Linked DNA regions of Homo sapiens: region 1 is linked to region 2. A link is an interaction called in ENCODE POLR2A ChIA-PET data of the cell type or tissue named here. Cell type or tissue: PC-9. All regions are shown on one strand. Links, peaks and the distances in the headings refer to the core of each region. The heading gives the core; the rest is flanking DNA.

Region 1 (11,092 bases), core at 2,914-7,913, 420 kb before region 2:
ACAAGTCTTACAGATTAGTTCAGGATATGCGCCTTATCAACCAAATTGTTTTGCCTATCAACCCTGTGGTGCCCAACCTGTACATTCTTTTGTTCTCAATACCTCCCTCCACAACTCACTATTCCATTCTTGATCTTAAAGATGCTTTTTTCACAATTCCACTGCACCCCTCATCCCAGCCTCTCTTTGCTTTCAGACTGACCATGACACCCATCAGTCCCAGCAGCTTACCTGGGCTGTGCTGCTGCAAGGTTTCATGGACAGCCCTCATTACTTCAGCCAAGCTGTTTCTCGTGATTTACTTTCTTTCCACCCCTCTGCTTCTCACCTTATTCAATATATTGATGACCTTCTTCTTTGTAGCCCCTCCTTTGAATCTTCTCAACAAGACATACTTCTGCTCCTTCAGCATTTATTCTCCAAAGGATATCAGGTATCCCCCTCCAAAGCTCAAATTTCTTCTCCATCCATTACCTACCTCAGCATAATTCTACATAAAAACACAAGTGCTCTCAAACCCCAACCCCTTCTACAAAAAAACAACTCCTTTCCTTCCTGGGCATGGTTGGATACTTTCGCCTTTGGATACCTGGTTTTGCCATCCTAACAAAACCATTATATAAACTCACGAAAGGAAACCTAGCTGACCCCATAGATCCTAAATCCTTTCCCCACTCCTCTTTGCATTCCTTGAAGACAGCTTTAGAGACTGCCCCCGCCCTAGCTCTCCCTGACTCATCCCAACCCTTTTCATTACACACAGCTGAAGTGCAGAGCTGTGCATTCTAACACAAGGACCAGGATTGTGTCCTGTAGCCTTTCTGTCCAAACAACTTGACCTTACTGTTTTAGCCTAGCCCTCATATCTGCGTGCAGTGGCTGCCGCTGCTTTAATACTTTTACAGGCCCTCAAAATCACAAACTATGCTCAACTCACTCTCTACAGCTCTCATAACTTCCAAAAGCTATTTTCTTCCTCACACCTGATACATATACTTTCTGATCCCCAGCTCCTTCAGCTGTACTCACTCTTTGTTAAGTCCCACAATTACCATTTGCCCAGGACTGGCAAATTAGCTTTACTCAACATGCACCGAGTCAGAAAACAAAAATACCTCTTAGTCTAAGTAGACATTTTCACTGGATAAGTAGAGGTCTTTCCTACAAGGTCTGAGAAGGCCACCACAGTCATTTCTTCCCTTCTGTCAGACATAATTCCTCGGTTTAGCCTTTTACCACCTTCCCTTCTCAGAATTCTGACCTGTCCTTGGAATGCTACAAGGTACAGCCCATTTAAGCTCCTGTATAGACACTCTTTTTTATTAAGCCCCAGTCTCATTCCAGACACCAGACCAACTTGGACTGTGCCCCAAAAAACTTGTCATCCCTACTATCTTCTGTCTAGTCATACTCCTATTCACTGTTCTCAACTACTCATATATGCCCTGCTCTTGCTTACACTGCCAGTTTACACTGTTTCTCCAACCCATCACAGCTGATATCTCCTGGTGCTATCCCCAAACTGCCACTCTTAAATCATCTTTGCTGGCAGGACTATGCTGAATCTCCTTAGGCACTCTCTAATTAGATGTCCTGGGTCCTCCCAATTCTTAGATCTTTAATACCTGTTTTTCTCCTTATTCCGTTTAGTTTTTCAGTTCATACAAAACCATATCTTCTAACAGTCCCACAATATCACCCCTTACCACAGAATCTTCCTTCAGTTTAATCTCTTCCACTCTAGGTTCCCATGCCACCCCTAATCCTGCTTGAAGCAGCCCTGAGAAACATCGCCCATTATCTCTCCATAGCATCCCCCAAAATTTTTGCCATCCCAACACTTTACCACTATTTCGTTTTGTTTTTCTTATTAATATAAGAAGACAGGAATGTCAGGCCTCTGAGCCCAAGCTAAGCCATCATATCCCCTGTGACCTGCACGTACACATTCAGATGGCCAGTTCCTGCCTTAACTGATGACATTCCACCACAAAAGAAGTGAAAATGGCCTGTTCCTGCCTTAACTGATGACATTGTCTTGTGAAATTCCTTCTCCTGGCTCATCCTGGCTCAAAACCTCCCCTACTGAGCACCTTGTGACCCCTACTCCTGCTCGACAGAGAACAACCCCCCTTTGACTGTAATTTTCCTTTACCTACCCAAATCTTATAAAACGGCCCCACCCCTGTCTGTCTTTGCTGACTCTCTTTGCTGACTCTCTTTGCTGACTCTCTTTTCGGACTCAGCCTGCCTGCACCCAGGTGATTAAAAGCTTTATTGCTCACACAAAGCCTGTTTGGTGGTCTCTTCACACGGACACGTATGAAGGAAACAATGTAGTGTTAGTGTCTCTAAAAAGACTAACACTTTTTGTTTTTGTTTGTGTTTTTGCCTGTTATTCCTTCTCTTTATCAAAAATTTTCTCAAATACCAAGAATAAATTTTTGGAATAAATTTCCAAATAATACTTTTTATTTTAAATTTTCTTTTACATGAAAAATATATGTACATTGCAAATGGAAATTTGGAGTCCAAGGATGTAGTCACATCTCACTGTAACTTCAATCTGAAATGTAGTCAATCCATAAATTTTCATTTATTCTGCTGACTTGCATTAATCAATAGAATATTTATGCCTTAATGGCATGGTTATGATCTTTTTTATATATTCCTTTACTCTACCTTTCTGGTTTTCAGCTCTCTGTTTCTTTTATTAAATTTCTACAACTTTCAACTTTATCACCTATTTATGTAACTATTCTGTGGCTTAGATTAGTTTTTCACTTTTTGTCTTATTAATTACCCATTTAATATGTGAATATCTTAACTTTAATATTACGTATTTCGGAGATAATTTCATTCAACTTAACTTCGTTGTACTTTGAAGGCTGATAACAGGAGGCTTTTTTTAAAATTTAAGTTACATTTTAGAACATTACTATTGTCTTTTTTACATATGGTAATGGGACTGTATAAAAATGAGGCCTCTGTACCTTTTGCTGCCTCATGGAAAGTTTATACAGTGAGGAATTACAACCAGAGCAGCTTAACAGTACTCTAAACTTGTATATTTTGCATCAATGTCTTCATCATTGTTTTCCTTGACAAGCATACCTTCCTGGTGACATGTAGATTTCAAGGAAGTAGTTTTGTTGTCTGTTGCCTTGTCCACAAACCCTATCACAAAAGTGCTATTAGCAGAAGCAACAAGAAAAATAAATGGCCTTGCAAATAGCTCTTGTGTTATTTATATCACTACCAGTTTTAGCCAAATATTGAACTAGAAGTGTCTCTGTTTATCATGGAAATTAAGATACTTGAAAGACTGTTCTCTGGTTTTGCACTTTTTGCAAAAGCTTTCTCACCAAGTTCAATGCACTGCGGGAACTCACTCAAATATTTTAAACTGTCTTGAAGTTTAGCTTTGTTGTATTGCTTCATTAGGAGCAATAATGAGGCTTGAATAATGTCACTTGCTAATGGAGTAAAAATATGAAACAACAACAGCATGTCCTTCTACCCCCTCCTTATTCTTAGGGCAATAAACACTGTTTTAAAGTTTTAACACACAGGAGGATATCATATATACACTAGGTCAGGTTTCTGATGTGGTTTTTCCATTGTTGCTAATGACAGCTTGCTGTTCAAACTGCTTTTTATCCTGTCAGTATTATCCCGTAATAAAAATTGCCTAAGTTTTAGCAGTTAAAAATGTGTGGTCTAGGTTATAGGACATCAAATATACAGTTAGAAATGCTGAAAACATTTGTGACCTCAGTATCTGATTTCTAGCTTTTCTCTTGAACAACATTTGGTCAGGAAACTGAGACTATGCCTTACATTCGTACAACCTCTTGTCTTTTTAGTTTTCTTTCCAAAAAATATCAATCAGGTTTCAAGAGTGCTTTCTAGTTTTTGAAAGAAATTAAAAAGTCATATCTAAAAATAATTCTTGAACTGGAAATAAATTTAAGTGATTTATTTCAACTCATTTTTATAGAGTAGATTTCTATCAATTTTCTTTTTCAAATGTAATTCATTTGAATAAGTAAACTTAGGTGTTCAGAAAAAAATGTATTTTCTTTTTTTTTTTTTACTTCTCAGTAAGTTAAACACATGAATGATCAAAGGCAAACGGAAATATATTACACATTCTGAAGTTTAACATCCCACCAGGATCTTCACAGGAATATTTTAATTATAATAAGTTTTGTGATCATTACATCTAATCCCTTTCAACTTTTCTGTTGCTCTTCCTTGTATACTTGAATAAATGCCAAGTAAATTTCATCTTTGAAGAAAAAAATATAAAAATACTTAACTGATTTCAAGTTATATGTGGATTATTGAAATCATTTAACAGCAATTTAAGCTGTTTGTAATCAGATAAGAAACTATGTCAGCAACTTAATTGGATTCAGGGAATTTGAACAGATTTTCTGTGCAGGGTCGCTAAGCATAATGCTAACAGTGGGCTGGAGCTACTCCAATTTATTCACTTCTGTAAAAAGAAGACTTCCTAAACCTGGAAAATAGTAGAGAGGGCCTGCTAGGATTTACAGCATTATATCCTCCATCTTATTATATTTCTGGCTTTTGTTTTGTTGATTTGATGTATTTATCAAAAATGTTAATCATTACATAGCTTTATCAATCATCATTTAACATGAACATGAATTACCCCAAAACAGCTTGAATCCTTGAAGATATCTGAAAAACCATGTTAATAAAAATAAGACTGTATATTCAGGTCTGTACATGTGGCTCATAGAAGGGTTTCAAATATGTAATTACCTGCAGAGGAATAGACATCAATTTTCAGGCTCTAGATGTTAGTAATTAATAAAACATGGCAGTAGACATTACTTTAACATATTATAAATAAAAATACATAGCACATATATGCATACAATATACACAGTGCATGTGCACATATTTGCTGTCTAAAACAGTATATAAATTCAAATCAAAAAGATGAACAGGGGTACTGCTGGGGTAGGCAATGGGAGTAAGTCTCAGCCCAATCTAGAGATACTGGGAAGTATTTAATGAAAGAGTGGATACAATATAAAAAAAACAGAAAAATTGTTAACATTAACACAAAACCTCATCCAAGCAGTTCAAAGCAACAGGAGAAAACAGAGGGCAATATCAAAAAAGCAGGAGACTGCATTTAAACTGCCCTAGTAGGTTTGAATCCTGACTCAACCTCTAAGCTGTGACATTTTTGGCAAGTTCCCAAGATTTATAAGTCATGGTATCTTAGTCAGCTCAGGCTGACCAAATAAAATGCCATATACTAGGTGGCTCAAATAACAGAAATTTATTTCTCACAGTCCTGGAGGGTTGGAAGTCCAAGATTAAGGCATCAGCTCATTCAGTTCCTGGTGAGAGTTCTCCTCCTGGCTTGTGGAGAGCCATCCTCTAGCTGTATTTTCACATGGCTTTTTCTCTCTTACTCATCTTATGACACTAATCATATTATGAGGGCCACACACATAATCTCATCTAACCCGAATTACCCCCAAAAGGCTCCATCTTCAAATACTATCATATTAGGCACTAGGACCTCAATATATGAGTTTGGGGGGACACAAGCATTCAATCCGTAATAATATCCTCCTCTGAAAATGGCATCAAAGAGTCCTTGCTTGGATTTATGAGGCTCAGAACATAGCAAATGTGGTGATAGTGGAAGCATATTCTTCGGTGGTGCTGCTGCTGCTTTACTGTGTGACCATCATTTGAAGGAGTCAACAACTGATTAAAATGGCATGATTCTCACTGGTTGAGTCTGTAAGACCAAGAACATGTATATGCCAATGGAATATGCTAGAAGATGTATAAGGAAATTGCAAAGAAGGACCATACAAAACATTTTGAACTCTTAGTTCATTATTTATTTTGAGGATATGGATGTAGTGGTTATTTAATTGAGGATTCAGCTAAAAAAGGCAAACAGAATTTCATTAGCAAAAGTGCTGGAATGCTGTGTTCTTTTCATCCTTACACCAACTGAGAAGACTTTGGTGAGGAACAATTAACAAAACTTTTTATATATCTCTAGATATTGAAAGCCACAGAAGTGAGTTTTAAACACACCTGAGAGTTATAAAGATAAAAGAATATTATTATTTTCATGAATTCACAGAACTGAGAGGAGGGCAAAGTGTCATGTTTTCTTTGGACCAGATGCACAACCACAAGAGAATATGCCGGTTCTCAGGGGACCTCACCCAATTGAACTAGGACTGAGAAACCTACGTTGAGTTTCCTGTTAAGCCAAGGCTGAGTTCTGGGAAAAGGAATCATAAAAAGTCAGCTGGAGGAGACATCAACAAGCAAGCTGCAGGTGGAACTGCCTGGGGGATGGGGGAGGGATCCTCTGAGAAACAGAGAAAATCCCTCAATAGAAAAGTCAGCATTCAATATCTGCCAATTTGAAAGAGGGCCAATATCAGATCAAAATAGAATTAGGCTGCATCTCTTACCCCAAATTACCTGCACTCTTAATAAACTCTTAATGAGTGTTATGGGCTCAGAAAATGAAGCTAGGGCTTAAGGAGGGAGTTGGCAAAATAAGGAGACAAACTGACTTTTTTTTCTTAGCAAGTGCAGACCTCCAATCTTGAAGCAGCATTCAGTGGGAGAAGAAAGAAAGCTTTAATTTTGTTGAAGTTGAGAGTCGTGATTATCACGGTAACTCGGAATTTCATCTCAATAAAAGAAATTTTGAGCCTTGGAAATACCTGAAGACCTATTGGTGATTTTGTCCCAGAAGCACACAGAACCAAGCTAATGAGTATGTTTGAAGGGAATGGAAAAAGAAAAATTTGCCCTATGACTTGCATATTGAGACCAATATGTTTAACAAAATAGTTACTTTCACTCGTGTCCATGTGAAGAGACCACCAAACAGGCTTTGTGTGAGCAACAAGGCTGTTTATTTCACCTGTGTGCAGGTGGGCTGAGTCGAAAAGAGAGTCAGCAAAGGGAGATGGGGTGGGGCCGTTTTATAAGATTTGGGTAGGTAAAGGAAAAAGGGGGATTGTTCTCTGGCCGGCAGGAGTGGGGGGGTGGGTCACAGGGTGCTCAGTGGGGGAGCTTTTTGAGCCAGGATGAGCCAGGAGAAGGAATTTCACAAAGTAATGTCATCAGTTAAGGCAGGAACAGGCCATTTAAATATCACTTCTTTTGTGATTCTTCACTTACTTCAGGCCATCTGGATGTATACATGCAGGTCACAGGGGATATGATGGCTTAGCTTGGGCTCAGAGGCCTGACATTCCTGTCTTCTTATATTAATAAGAAAAATAAAACATAATAGTGTTGAAGTGTTGGGGAGAAAATTTTTGGGGGTGGTATGGAGAGACAACGGGTGATGTTTCTCAGGGCTGCTTCGAGCGGGATTAGGGGTGGCAAGGGAACCTAGAGTGGAAGAGATTAAGCTGAAGGAAGATTTTGTGGTAAGGGGTGATATTGTGGGGTTGTTAGAAGAAACATTTGTGGTGTAGAATTATTGGTGATGGCCTGGATATGGTTTTGTATGAATTGAAAAAAGAACGGAATAAGACAAGGAGAAAAACAGGTATTAAAGGACTAAGAATTGGGAGGACCTAGGACATCTAACTAGAGAGTGCCTAAGGAGTTTCAGCATAGCCCTGCCAGGAAAGATTACTTAATTACTTTAAGAGGGAGTTAAGAGTGGCGGTTTGGGGATAGCATCAGGAGATATCAGCTGTGATGGCTTGGAGAAACAGTGTAAACCGGCAGTGTAAACAAGAGCAGGGCATTTATGAGTAGTTGAGAATGGTGAATAGGAGTATGACTAGACAGAATATAGCAGGGATGACAAGTAGTTTTTTTTTGTGGGGGGCGGGGCGCAGTCTAAGTTGGTCTGGTGTCTGGAATGAGACTGGGGCCTAATAAAAAGGAGTGTCTATACAGGAGCTCAAATGGGCTGTACCTTGTAGCATTCCGAGAACAAGCTTGAATTCTGAGAAGGGCAAGTGGTAAAAGTATTATCCAGTCCTTTTTAAGTTGACGGCTGAGCTTGGTGAGGTGTGTTTTTAAAAGACCATTAGTTCACTGAATACTAAGAGTCTGAGAAACTGCTTGGGTGATTTGACTAATAAAGGCCGGTCCATTATACGTCTGTATAGAGGTGGGAAGGCCAAATCGAGGAATTATGTCTGACAGAAGGGAAGAAATGACCGTGGCCATCTTAGACCCTGTGGGAAAGTCCTCTACCTATCCAGTTAAAGTGTCTACTTAGACCAAGAGGTATTTTAGTTTCCTGACTCAGGGCATGTTGAGTAAAGCCAATTTGCCAGTCCTGGGCAGGGGCAAATCCCAGAGCTTGATGTGTAGGGAAGGTAGGGGGCCTGAATAATCCCTAAGGAGTAGTAGAATAGCAGATGGAACACAGAGAAATTATTTCCTTAAGGATAGATTTCCACGATGGAAAGGAAATGAGAGCTTCTAAGAGGTGGGCTAGTGGCTTGTACTATAGCATAGCCTGCCTTTGCTGGAGTGTGGTGATTAGGCCTGGTGGAACTGCCATCAATAAACCAAGTGTGATCACAGTGAGGAACAGGAAAGAAGGAAATAGGGGGAAATGGGGTGAATGTCAGGTGGATCAGAGAGATGCAGTCATGGGGGCCAGGTGTGGTATCAGGAATAATGTGGGAGGCCGGATTGAGGTCCAGGCCAGGAACAATGGTAATTGTAGGAGACTCAACAAAGAGTACAGCTGAAGGAGCTAGAGATCAGAAAGTATATGTGTCAGGTGTGAGGAAGAAAATAGAGTTTGGAAGTTATGAGAACTGTAGAGAGTGAGTTGAGCATAGTTTGTGATTTAGAGGGCCTCTAAAAGTATTAAGGCAGTGGCAGCCACTGCATGCAGACATGAGGGCTAGGCTAAAACAGTGAGGTCAAGTTTGGATAAAAAGGCTACAGCGCACGGTCCTGGTTCTTGTGTAAGAATTCCAACCGCACAGACCTGCACTTCGGCTGTGGGTAATCAAAAGGGTTGGGATGAGTCAGGGAGAGCTAGGGCGGGGGCAGTCTCTAAAGCTGTCTTCAAGGAATGGAAAGAGGAGTGGGGAAAGGATTTAGGATCTATGGGGTCAGCTAAGTTTCCTTTTGTGAGTTTATATAATGGTTTTGTTAGGATGGCAAAACCAGGTATCTAAAGTCGAAAGTACCTAAGCATGCCTAGGAAGGAAAGGAATTGTTGTTTTGTAGAAGGTGTTGGGGTTTGAGAGATCAGTTGGACATGATCAGCAGAGAGAGCAGGTCTGTTTTCATGAGAATTATGCTGAGATAGGTAACAGATGAGGAAGAAATTTGGGCTTGACTGAAGTAATGGGAGCTGTCTGTGAAGCCTTGCAGCAGTACAGCCCAGGTAATTTGCTGAGCCTAATGGGTATCAGGGTCACTCCAAGTGAGAGGAAGAGAGGTTAGGATGAAAGGTGCAAAGGAATAGTAAAGAAAGCATGTTTGAGAGCCAGAACAGAATAATGGGTTGTAGAGGGAGGTATTGAGGATAGGAGAGTATATGGGTTTGGCACCACAGGGTGGAGAGGCAAAACAATTTGGTTGATAATGTGCAGATCCTGAAGTAACCTGTAAGCCTTGTCTGGTTTTAGGACAGGTGAAATGGAATTGTAAGGAGAGTTTATAGGCTTCAAAGGCCTTGCTGTAGCAGGTGAGTGATAACAGGCTTTAATCCTTTTAATGCGTGCTGCAGGATGGGATATTGGCGTTGAGTGGAGTAAGGGTGATTAGGTTTTAATGAGATGGTAAGGGGGTGCATGATCGGTTGCCAAGGAGGGAGTAGAGGTATCCTATACTTGTGGGTTAAGGTTGGGGGATATGAGAGGAGGATGCAAAGGAGGCTTTGAACTGGGGAAAAGGGCGGCAATGACGTGTGGCTGCAGTTCAGGAACAGTGAAGCAGATAATTTAGTTAAAATGTCTTGGCCTAATAATGGAACTAGACAGGTGGGGATAACTAAAAAAGAGTGCATAAAAGAATGTTGTCTAAGTTGGCACTAGAGTTGGGGAGTTTTAAGATGTTTAGAAGCCTGGCCGTCAATACCCACAACAGTTATGGAGGCAAAGGAAACAGGCCCTTGAAAAGAAGGTAATGTGGAGTGGGTAGCCTTCATATTGATTAAGAAGGGGACAGACTTACCTTCTACTGTAAGAATTACCTTAAAGCATCTGTGATGGTCCAGGAAGCTTCCAAGGCAATTGGGCAGTGTCGGTCTTCAGCTGCTGAGCCAAGAAGATCTGGGAAGGAGTCAGAAAGCCTTGGGCCAGAGTTCCAGGGGCACTGGAAGTGACTGCCAGGTAAGTTGAACAGTTCGATTTTCAGTGGGGTCCTGCACAGATGGGACATGGCTTAGGAGGAATCCCAGGCTGTGGGCATTCCTTGGCACAGTGGCCAGATTTCTGGCACTTGTAGCAAGCTCCTGGGGGAGGAGGTTCTGGAGGAATCCCTGGCAGCTGCGGTTCAGGCGTCTGGAGTTCTTGTGTGCTGGAGATGTGGCTGGGGTTTGTCTTGCAGTGGAGGCAAGGAATTACAACTCAGAAATACATTGCTACTTGGCTGCCTCTACTCTATTATTGTACACTTTGAAGGTGAGGTTAATTAAGTCCTGTTGTGGAGTTTGAGGGCTGGAATTTAATTTTTGGTAATTTATTTAATGTCAGGAGCAGATTGGGTAATAAAATGTATATTGAGAATAAGACAGCCTTTTGACTTTTTAAGGTCTAGGGCTGTAAAGCGTCTCAGGGTTGCTGCTAAACGGGCCATGAACTGGGCTGGGTTTTTCATATTTGATGAAAAAGAGTCTAAATGCTAACTGATTTGGGAGAGGTCAGATAAAGAAAAAGGAGTATTAACCTTGACTATGCCTTTAACTCCAGCCACCTTTTTAAGAGGAAATTGCTGGGCAGGTGGCAGAACGAAACTGTAAGCCAGACTGGGTATGAGGAGGGTAGGTGATAAAAGGATTATAGGGTGGAGGAGCAGAGGCTGAGGAAGAATTGGGACCTAGCTCGGCCTGGAAAGGAACAGCCTGGGG
Region 2 (5,000 bases), core at 1-5,000:
TTATCCTTAGTGCTTAGTTAGCACAGTGACTAGCAAAATAAATATTTGTAGAATTATTTTAAATCAGTGAATAAATTTTGGACATCCTAACCCTTGAATCTTTTGACTACCTACAAATTTTCCAACTTTTTGTAATTCTGAAACTCAGATGGATATTGTTAACTTTGTCTGATTCTGTCTCTGGGAGTCTGTAACTAATTTCTAGCCCCTCTTGTTTCATATTAGATTGGGTTCCTTGATAAACAGTATTAACTGCAGTTGATAGAGAGTCTGCAGTTTCCAGAAACCATAGTGACCTACGGTTTACAAGATCATGATCTTGTAAAGAGCTATTTCTTTTATATTAACACATGCCTGAAATAGAACTGGAACTTTGTGACACTCCTGGAAACTTGACTGTTGTAAATGTGGGTAGCTCAGGAGAACAGGGAAAGTGGGTTCAGAGAGAAGCAGTACTACTTTTATCCTACAGTACTTTTCCCATTAGAACTTGCTGTTTTTCCCATCTCTTCTCTTCATATCCTCGAAATTTTCTTGATGCAACAGTGTAGAGCAACACTGAATAGCCAAGGATCAGTTACATTAATAATTAAATGCAAATTATTTATACTTTCAAGATTTACAATTAGTTACATATACCCTACCTTTCTTTTGGACTAGAAATCATGCAAATGAACCTAGATAATCTATAGACTTTTTAGACATTTAATAACCTCAGCCTTATCTTTTGTGGCATCAATTATTCATCATTGTATTAAACGGATGTTAGATTTTACACATATTGAGAGATTTTAACAATTTTAACGCTTCATTATTTCTCTCTCTCTGTCTCCCTCTCTCTCTGTGTGTGTGTGTGTAATGAATCTTGTGTTTGAAGAGATTTTTGGATTATTTTATGAAGGTGTTTATATTTTTAGCTCAGAAACTGTGGTTCTCAAATGAGATATTTGAGCCTAGAAACTATGGTTCTCAAATGTGCAGTAAGGTTCTTTGGAGAACCTTATCTCTGTGTCTCTGTCTTCTGGATAACCAACAACTAAACTTTGAAATGAAATAACTCAGTGGCCTCCAAGAATTTGGAACATAGAGGAGATAAATATATTGTTATGAGTGGTACATGAAACATGAAGTCGAATACTGTAATAGAATCTGAGTGAATAAAACTTGGATTGGAATATCAAGAAAACTTTTCAAGAAAGACTATTGTCACAGATTCTTAAGAGTCATAGTGAAGGAGGTAGAAACTAAAGTCTACAATACAGAGCATGCTAAAAGATGTGCCTTATTTCTTTGTTTACTTTGTTTATCTTGCCCTTTGGGAGGAAAAGAAAAGTTCATAATATTGCAAGGAAATTTAGACCATAAGAAACATCCAGTTTCCATCCTGCTTCACAGCAAGGAATGCATTTAGACGTATGTGAGAACCATTCAGTGTTTCAACCTCAGGCAGAGAGCTTCTGGACAGCAAACAGAGAAGAAGCTGGAAGTACAGCAGGGGTAGCTATTTTTTTCACTTGTTCGGACATGACAATGTTTATTTTTAAAAGCCAACAAACACTGCATGACAGTATTCTGTCACCTTGGGCAAGTGCACATTTCATAGTCCCAGGTATCCGCCATGAAGTCTGGATCTCTCTAATGGATTGGAAACTTTTTGAAGAAGGTCAAAACACTCTTTATAAAAACAACAACAACAAAAGTCTAATTCTGTTCCAAAAATGAAAAGAAAGATAAGGACAAAAAATGATACTGATTTATTTCACTAACTTATATTCATTCTAAATTTCTAACTTCAAGCTTTTTAAAACTTAATTTTCCAAGGCCTTGCTCTAAGTAAGTGTTCAATAAGTATTAAATAAATTACATAGCAAATCAATATTGGGAATATTTTAATAACACATAGAGTATTTTATAGTCAAAGACCAGTTACATCAATAATTAAACAATATTCACCGATGCCAAAGTGTTTGAGACTCCTAACGTAAGGCAGAATTAAACATATTCCCATTTATTAAGTGTAAAAATTGGAGCATGGAAATATTTAAACTAAGTCATGGTGTTTTCTTTCAACTCTTTAGCTGGAGAATGTCCTAGTTAAAAGTGTAAAGTAAATGAAGTTTGTCTTCCTTTCTCATGCTGCTCTTTCAGAACAATTTTCTATACAAATGCCTGCCCCAGACACCATAAAACTTAAATCCTACTGTTTTTGTTTTTGCCTGGAATTTTCATTTTCATGGATTTGAAATCTCTGCCCTCCACTTTTCTCACACCTTTAAAATATATTAAAGCTTTGCTTCATGTATTCTGGGGCTCCAAAGAGGTCAGTGTGCTAAACTAATCCTGCATTCACTAGGAAGGGGACAGCTTTTTGAAGCAGTAAGTATGTCTGACCTTATCTTTGATAAACCTTTAATTATTTAGCCTAGCTACCAGGCAGAATGTACTGAATTGTTCATTCTAAATTTTCACTGATGGGTTCGTATGAATGCCTCATAAGAAATGTTTGTGTTTAATAACGAAGGGCAGAAGTGAGAGGTTTAAAAGGTTTATTTTAGCAATTACCCAGGGGATTTCCTGGCCAATTTTATGTTGTCTTATCCTGTTACTCACCTAAGATATGCAAGCAAATTCCTAGGTTATCAAGTCACAGGCTACTGCTGAAGGTCTGAAGAGCTAGTCATCGGGTCCGCACCATAAAAGCAAGCATAAAATCACAAAATCATCTGCGAGAAATTATGTGGATTTAACATGACCACGCATTTTTTTGACACTTCTTGCATTGAAAGGTGGTGGCTGTTCTTGAGTCTAGGCTGGCTGGTAACTGCCTTCAATAGCAGAGTATAATAAGTAAACTACTGCTGTGAAGCTCGTGGCCCTGCCTTTTAGGGTAACAACAGATTCTGCTTTGGTCTTTTGGAGCTTTGAGCCACCATTTAAAATGTCTTTCTACCATGATAGAGTAATCTGTGGCACACATTTCTTCTATCCCCAACAAGATACCAGGCATTTGAGCGAAACTGGCAGGGACCCACTAGATGAGCTCAGTTGTTAGCTGAATAGCACCAAATTATATCTGCCATGCTACATGGGGAAGAACTATAATCCATTTGGACTTATCCCAATTTCCTTGCCCACAAAATATACAGAAAAATATAAAATGGTTATTATTTTGAGCTACTAGTAAGTATGAAGACAGTTCAGTATGCAATTAAAACCTTAAATGAGAGAATGCATTGTGTCATTTTCAGGAGACTGGGTAATCTGTTCTTTGTACCTACCTGGAAAAGTTCTAATCTTTTTCAAAGCGATTCATACAAATCTGTGCAGAGCTTGAGATATCTCCTGACATCATACTTAGAAGACTTTGCACTAAGGTCTTCTAAATGACAAATCTCTTTAAATGACAAACTTCTAGTCATGTCCTTTGAACAAATTATAGCATTAATAAATACAAATATTATATTTTTGATTATCCAATTGCCTAATGAGCAAAAAGAATTGTTGTGAGGGATAAAGTTAAATAATATACATAAACTTCATTTGCACAGTATAAAATACAATCCACAAAAAGTTACCACCATACCACTACTGTGAAGATTTTATGAATGCCCCTCTCCATGAAAAATTTTAATCTGGAAAATTGTATTTAGCTTGGAGCCAAGGGAATGATATTGTTATGAGAAAAGCACTATTTAAACAAATATCTTTAAAAAAAAAGAAAACTTTCAAATAGATCTGAAAAAATACATTAAATTTTCTTTAAGATATAATTGATATACCTTAAAAATGACCTCTTAAGGTGTAACATTCAGTCATTTGTAGTATAGTCACAAAGTTGTACAGCTCTCACCACTAATTCTAGAAGATTTTAATTACCCAAAATACACCCTGTAACTAAATGTTATCTTTTAGAAATAATAGAAACGGTGATGATAGTAATAAGAAAAAAAATAATTGAGGACAAATCCATATATTCCAACATAACAGAAAATAAATTAATGAAGTTGCAAGCTTGGAAGAGACAGAACCTGTGTGCAGAAAAAAGCTAACACAGCAGGCCTGAGAAACTATCATTGAAAAAGTCTGCTTCAAAGTTGGCCCTTGGTTTCCATCTGAGAACTGGACTGGTAAAGTTAACGACACTGATATAAAACTTTCTCTAATTGATGAGAGTGTATCACTGTGAATAAACTTTTTATAAAAATGGCATGATTTATGCAACACTTAATCTCCTTCTGGGAGTCTAGAATTTTGGTGCATGATAACCAAAGTGCCTACATGGCTGTCCCAGTAAAAAACTTGGATGCTTAAATTCTACCAGATATAAAAAGAAGATCTAATACCAATACCCTTGAATGTCTCCCAAAAAATAGAGGAGAACAAACTCCTCCCTAACTCATTCTATGAAGGCAGCGTGATCCTGATACTGCAAGCTGGCAAAGACACAAGGAAAAAAGAAAACTACATACCAATATATCTTATGAACATAGCAGCAAAAATGCTTAACAGAATACTATCAAACTGAATCCAACAGATCATCAAAATGTTAATTCACCATAATCAAGTAGGCTTAATTCCTAGGATGACAGGTTGACTCAAAATACACAAATCAATAAATGTGATTCACCACATAAACAGAATTAAAACAAAAAATTACATGATCATCTCAATAGATGTAGAAAAAGCTTTTGATAAAATCCAATACCACTTCATGATAAAAACCCTCAAGAAACTAGACATTGAAAGAACATACCTCAAAATAATAAGAGCCATCTGTGACGAACCCACAGCCAACATCATACCAAATGGGAAAGCAGTGGAAGTATTCCCGTTGAACTGAAACAAACCAAGGAGGCCCACTCTCACCCCTCATATTCAACATAGTATTGAAAGGGCTAGCCAGAGCAATCAGGCAAGAGAAAGAAATGAAAGGCTTCCTAATTGGAAAACAAGAAATCAAACTATTTTTCTACGTGGAAAATATTATTCCATACCTAGAA

What was found. ChIA-PET counts read pairs that join two places held together with the same protein. Peaks named below come from ENCODE experiments on the same cell type or tissue, not always from the same donor. Only the 100,000 strongest peaks of a DNase experiment are listed, where the experiment ranks them.
Region 1: POLR2A ChIA-PET joins it to region 2 with 11 read pairs; 2 of 35 experiments call an interaction of 5 or more read pairs at or near these places.

What each region holds. Positions count from the first base shown.
Region 1 is chr3:162,714,052-162,725,143 of GRCh38, reverse strand. No RefSeq gene overlaps it. Among named protein-coding and RNA genes, the nearest start is that of LINC01192, 580 kb to the left of the region's middle. RefSeq lists an enhancer at 1,584-2,545. In PC-9, for the core only: no CTCF peak of the experiment used is centred there; a DNase peak (open chromatin) is centred at 5,243.
Region 2 is chr3:162,293,184-162,298,183 of GRCh38, reverse strand. No RefSeq gene overlaps it. Among named protein-coding and RNA genes, the nearest start is that of OTOL1, 800 kb to the right of the region's middle. RefSeq lists an enhancer at 2,216-3,415. In PC-9, for the core only: no CTCF peak of the experiment used is centred there; a DNase peak (open chromatin) is centred at 2,633; H3K27ac peaks cover 1,844 bases.